2 separate regions of the Homo sapiens genome follow, and region 1 is linked to region 2. Evidence: chromatin loops called from intact Hi-C (ENCODE). Cell type or tissue: dorsolateral prefrontal cortex. All regions are shown on one strand. Links, peaks and the distances in the headings refer to the core of each region. The heading gives the core; the rest is flanking DNA.

Region 1 (2,912 bases), core at 152-2,651, 330 kb after region 2:
CAATGATTTGGTTATGCCGCTTCAGTTTCCTTTTCTGAAGCATGGGAGAACTATTCAGCTGGTGTTAGAAGGTTGTAAAGAGCAAAAGTGATAATGAGTGAGATGCTGCGGGAATGAGAGGGGCCATGAACTTCCCCTGCACAGCACTGTATCCACCCAGGAATGCAAGAAGCCACGCACTCCGAGCAACCCTGTTATGTACCAGCCCCAGCCCTGCCCAGAGGGTACACTCACTGGTGGGAAAGGTATTTGTGGAGAGACCAGTGGGACCCATGCCTGTCTTCTCTAACTCCTCTTCCAGCCCTGATTAAAACTGAGAATCGTGACCAAGAAATGACCAGTGGGGCATGCGTCGTGGCTCTGTCTCTGACTTGCTTCCTCCATCTGTTTCATGAGCAGATTTGACTCAGTTTCTGAGGGGCTTTCTAGCTCTAAAAATCTTATTTGAACTTTTCTCAAGAGTCTTGTGATCCTGCCTTGTTTCTCAGCACCTAAAAACCAAATTGGACCCATGCACACAGTGCACACATCTACAAGGATGGAGGAGCAGATGAGGGTGTGGGGCGGAGGAGACGGAGAGAGGAAGTCAGGAATCCTTCCCTGGTGGCCCAGAGGCAGCCCTGAGAAGGAGGTCATTGATCTGTTTGCTCAAGAAATAATGTGCTAGATTTTGTGCCAGGAACCCCTTAGTTGGGTTTTCACCAGGCTAATGTTGAACTAGACCGTTCAATTTTATTATAATTAATTGCCTAGTAAAAGAAAACATTCTAGAACCTGAAAATACCTTTCATATTGTTACAGTTTCAGATTTGCTCTATAATCTCTTTTGACTACTTCATCAGTGGGAGCTTAAAAGGCTTCATCTGACTTTTTTTTGTTTCTCCCTTAGTTGAGTATTTAGTGATCCATAAGAAAACATTTTTATGTATAGGATATTTCTGATTCCTTTTCGAGTGAAGAATCCTCATTCTAAAACGGATTATGAATCATTGTACCTCTGAATCAGGGGTTCTCCACCTTGGACTATTGACATTTTGGACAGGATAATTCTTTGCAGTGAGGGCTGTCATGTGCAGGGTGCTTAGCCGTGTCCCTGCCTTTGACCCCCGTGTTGTGATCTAAACTCCTGTGATAAGTTGCTATTGAAAAATCTATTTGTCCCCCAAGCACAGGAATCTTTGAGTAGGTCAGCTCTGTGCACCTCCTTCAGGGACCCAAGGAGAGTCAGGTGTTTTGGGGTCAGCCTTACTCCCAAGCAGGTGAGCTAGGGCTTTCTGTGCTGTCCCCTTGTGGGCATATGAGGTTATTGCAAGTAATGGCTGGGCCGGATACCTTCAAAACCCGTCCACAGGCTGGGCCCCCCTTTTTGCTGGAGTCTGGAGTTCACAGTCGGAGGAGGCTAGTTCTCTACAAACCTTGCTGGGTTGGGTCATAAGCTGGCTCTTCACGCAGGGTGTGGTCTGGCTAGGTTGCCAGATAAAATGCAGGACACTCAGTTCAATTTAAATTTGAGATAACGAATAGGCTGCTAGTATAAGTGTATCCCCAATATTGCACGTGACATACTTATACTAAAAAAAAATTGTGCATCTGACATTCAAATCTAACTGAGCATCCTGTATTTTTATTTGGTAACTCTAGCAACTCTGGGTCTGACAGTAGCTTTTTGTTTTCCCCAGGCCACTAGAGTGTCAGAATTCATAGGGAATGGAGGTTTATGGGGGACACTTTCAGCTTCAGAGACGTGTAGGGACCAAAGGGGAATCTTTGAGCCTGCCACTGACTATACCACCACTAACATCTAGGATACAGCGAGTAGAACTCTGGACTTGGAAAAGGTGCTCTCTCGGACCCATTTCTAGATTTGCCATCAATCTTTCACACATTTGGTCAAAATGGGACACAAACGTGGAAGCATATTGGAGGAGGGCAGGGAAGAGTTAGTGGCTGGTCTCTTCCCTCGAGTACCCTTAGCATAGAGGAAGGGACACAGATACATAGCAATTACAGCACCCAGTGAAAGATGCTGAAATAAAAGTAAGGCCACAGGAGAGAGTGAAGAACTTCTGAGTGTCTGTGTGTGTGTATGTGGTGCTAGCGATTGTTTTCCCCTCAGTCTAGGGTATCTAGAGAGGAGGGCTTTGTGCAAATGGTTGATGTGGTGGTGGTGATGGAGGGAATGTGGAAAACTTGTTTTGAAGCTGTGTTTGCATACCAAGTGTACTATTTTTCACTTATATGCTTGCTGAAAGTTGGCTTAGCGGGCAGCTGATGAAAATAATAATAACAGTTAATTCAAACCACCTTTTGGCATTGCTGCTGATTCATTCACTCTACAGATGGTGTCAGTGAGCATCTACACCATCCTAGGTGTATTTCTAGGCATAGGCAGTGCAGAAGACACAATGAACAATTGGCGGGCTGGGGGAGTTGGATTCTAGAAGGAAAGAGCTTCATGGGCACAGACATAGGGAGAATGGTGTGCTCTGCAGTGCTGAGACAGGATGAGACCAAAATGCCAGGTCTAAGGAGTGGGTGGGACGTGCAGAGGGTGGAAAAGTAGTTGCACAAAGACCTTAAAGAGCTTCTGTGTTCCTTATCCTTAGCATTTTGCTAATCTGGGCTAGAGAATGAAGACTTGAATTAATGAGGGTTAGCAGGAGCAAGGAGGTAGGGACTGAATGAAGAGAGAGCTTTCCATGCTGAACTGACAGGACCTGGTGGCAGCTGCTGTGCATGGGGGCAAGGCAGAGGAGATGAGTGAGCTGATGTCTCCTCTCTGATTGCCCTCCCACCTCCAGCTCTGGAGTCAATTTCTTGCCACTGCCAGCGCTTTAGAATGTGAGCTCCTGTCTATGTCTTTTTGTATGTCACATAATTGTCAAACTATGGATAAATAGAGTTATTTCATT
Region 2 (2,912 bases), core at 166-2,665:
GGAAACATTTACAATCTATTCTCTCTGAAGCCTGCTACCTGGAGGCTTACCTGCATGATAAAACCTTGGTCTCCACAACCCCATATTGTAACCTAGACATTTCTTTCTATTGATTCCAGGCCTGTAGATAATAACTCAACCTATTGTCCATCAGAAAATTTTTGAATTTGCCTATGACCTGAAAGCACCCCCTTCCAGTTGTCCCACCTTTCTGGACTGAGCCAATATACATCTTATATTGATTGATGTCTTTTTTTTTTCTTTTTTTTTTTTTATTACACTTTAAGTTTTAGTGATTGATGTCTTTTGCCTCCCTAACTGTATAAAACAAAGTTGTAGCCTGTCCACTTTGGGCATATGTTCTCAGGATCTCCTGAGGGCTGTGTCATGGGCCACGGTCACTCATACTTGGCTCGGAATAAATCTCTGCAAATATTTTACAGAGTTTACCTGTTTAGGTCATCAATTAAAAAGTGGCAAATATATTCTGGTTGTAATTTTTCCATAAAAAGAGATACAGTGATTTGGGTCTTTTGCTTGTTTTTGTTTTTTCTTTCTTTGCGGGGGGGACGGCATTGGGGAGATAGAAGATTATGGAGCACCAAAAATGGTTGTGTGTTACATGAAGGGAACAAGATGTTGGAATATCTGTTTGAATGGAATGGAATATTCAGGATAAAGTGCAGCAGGTCATGAAGATAATGCAATAAGACATAGGTATTTTGTGCCTCCCACATTAGTATAGGGCCTGAGGGAAATGCAAAGCTGGAGAACTGGGCTCAATCCTCAACAGAGCTTCAGGTCCAGAGAGAAGAGCCACATAAGAGACTGACATGGTGGGTGGGAGGGAGGGAAGAGTGATAAGAGTTAAACAGAATTAACCTGTCTCTAGGTCCTAAATAGGATTGAATTGTGAAAGCTCTACTCCAGGTTCACTGCAGATATTGGAAGTAAGACAGCATTTATATACTTAGCTCTGTGGGTGCATGCTATCTTCATGCCAAAAAGTTGCTAGAATTATCTGACAAAGGAAAGAACCTGTGTAGCTGTATGTTTTGCTCAGGTGGTGGGCAGAAGTATGCAACTGAAGCTGAATTCTGTCTCTCTCCATGTATTTGTCCCTGTTTATTTGGGGACAGGTGCATTTTACTTTTAAATTGCATGTAGTAAAGTCTTATCTTCTAAATTAAAGAGATATGCCTGTCCATGTGTTAGGCTACCAATAAATAAATTGGTTGAGGGAAGGAAGTTGGAAGAGAGAAAAGTGGAAAGAAAGGAAGGAGGTAAGGAAGAGAAGGAATGAGGGAAGGAAAGAGGGAGGAAAGAAATGAAGACCTCCCTGTATGTGTGTGTGCTTCTGTGCACTATCACATGGATTTACTACAAGCAATGGCATCTGAGGTTATGGAGGAAGTGAAATCTGTGGGGGACTCTGAGGCTTTGGGCTGTGGCAGGAAAGCAGGAAGTCTTCTTTGGTGCCAGATCTCTTTGGACGTTTGCGGTGGGGAGGAATGTGACTGTTCTTCCTCCGCAAGTGAGGGTAACAAATGTGACCATGATGATGGCATAGCAACTCTGTTGCTTGCCAGTCAGCTCACGGTCCCTTGTAAGGCAGATTACCTCTAAAGAGCTGCCAAATTTCCTTTCGCTGGGCGCATCAATACAACAAACGCCAGAGAACCCTGTGCCACCTTCATTTACTGTCTGCATTGGGACTACTTGCTTTATCTCCCTCCAGCAGCGAGTCCTCCCTCCTCTGTTCCTATATTTGATGCGATCAGCCTTATGTTCCATGGTCGTATTTTTTCAAAGGGAGAGAGGGTGGATCTCTACATCGTGCGATTCTCAGGAGGGATTGTGGTTGCTCTCATTTAGGGAGTGCCCTTTGTGCTGGGCTGTGGCTTGCAAATGTGTGCATTATAAGGTGCCCGGAACTTGGATGGGTATAGTGAATATTAAATGTAAAGAGTCTAGGTATATACTGGGCCTTGATCAATATTTATGGAATTCAAAATGTTTAAATACTTAACTATTTGCTTTTCTTTGTTATTATTAGTATTATTATTAGTAGTAGTATTACCACGCCTGGCTAATTTTTGTATTTTCAGTAGAGATGGGGTTTCACCATGTTGGCCAGGCTGGTCTCGAACTCCTGACCTCGTGATCCACCTGCTTCAGCCTCCAAAAGTGCTGGGATTACAGGCTTGAGCCACCATGCCCCGCCTCTTTGTTCTTAATTCTGTTTTCATTTGTTCTCTAGCCAAGACCCCAAGTCTATAATGATCAAGAGGGTTGTTTTATTTTTGACAAGTGGAAACCCACATGTTTCTGAAAAGTGGAGTGGTGGTGGTGGTGGTGGTGGTAGCATAATCTGGAAGACCCCTAAAGAAGGCAGTGCTACCTGCCATATTTGACTTGGGGGTCAGAGCGAGAGTCTGAGTTGGAGAGTTGGGAAGCTAGAAAAATGAAGGACTAAAGTAAGAGATATTCCTTATTTCTCCTTTTCCTTTTCCACATATCTTGAGAAAGAGAAAGGTTTTTAGTTCAGCAGAAAATGGGAGATGCTGGGGCAGAGATAAAAATGCTCCCCAAACATGGCAGGGACTTCCTTGTATTTCTCGTTCTCCTTGTAGTTAGGTTGAGCTAAAGGAGATGCTACTAATGAAATTTGAAATCTTAGGGTCAGACATGTGGGAATGCACTGCCTACCCTTCCATCTTGGCAGTGACACGGGCTCATTCCCCCCAGTTTCCAGAGCTGTGTCCTTTTCATTCCTCTTTCCAAATCCACCTCCACTCAAGCTTTCAATCTGTGCCTGGGCTCTGGTTTGAATGAGCCACTGATATATTTGCAGCCACCGGGGATCTGGAGTGCAGATGCAAATGGCAGTGTTCCCTGGTAAGTGTTGGTGA

Evidence for each region. Peaks named below come from ENCODE experiments on the same cell type or tissue, not always from the same donor. Only the 100,000 strongest peaks of a DNase experiment are listed, where the experiment ranks them.
Region 1: a loop joins it to region 2, with 2.8 times the contacts of the local background. A loop is called at or near these places in 24 of 110 quality-filtered maps.

The regions. Positions count from the first base shown.
Region 1 is chr7:142,879,469-142,882,380 of GRCh38, reverse strand. All of the region lies in intron 1 of TRPV6 (transient receptor potential cation channel subfamily V member 6), which reads left to right. Among named protein-coding and RNA genes, the nearest start is that of TRPV6, 4.8 kb to the left of the region's middle. RefSeq lists a silencer at 1,163-1,457. In dorsolateral prefrontal cortex, for the core only: a CTCF peak has its summit at 1,278 (motif pointing left); a DNase peak (open chromatin) is centred at 1,310.
Region 2 is chr7:143,204,701-143,207,612 of GRCh38, reverse strand. LOC124901764 (a long non-coding RNA gene) reads left to right here and starts at 899. Exons shown (of 2, transcript XR_007060567.1): 1 at 899-2,912. In dorsolateral prefrontal cortex, for the core only: no CTCF peak of the experiment used is centred there; a DNase peak (open chromatin) is centred at 1,497.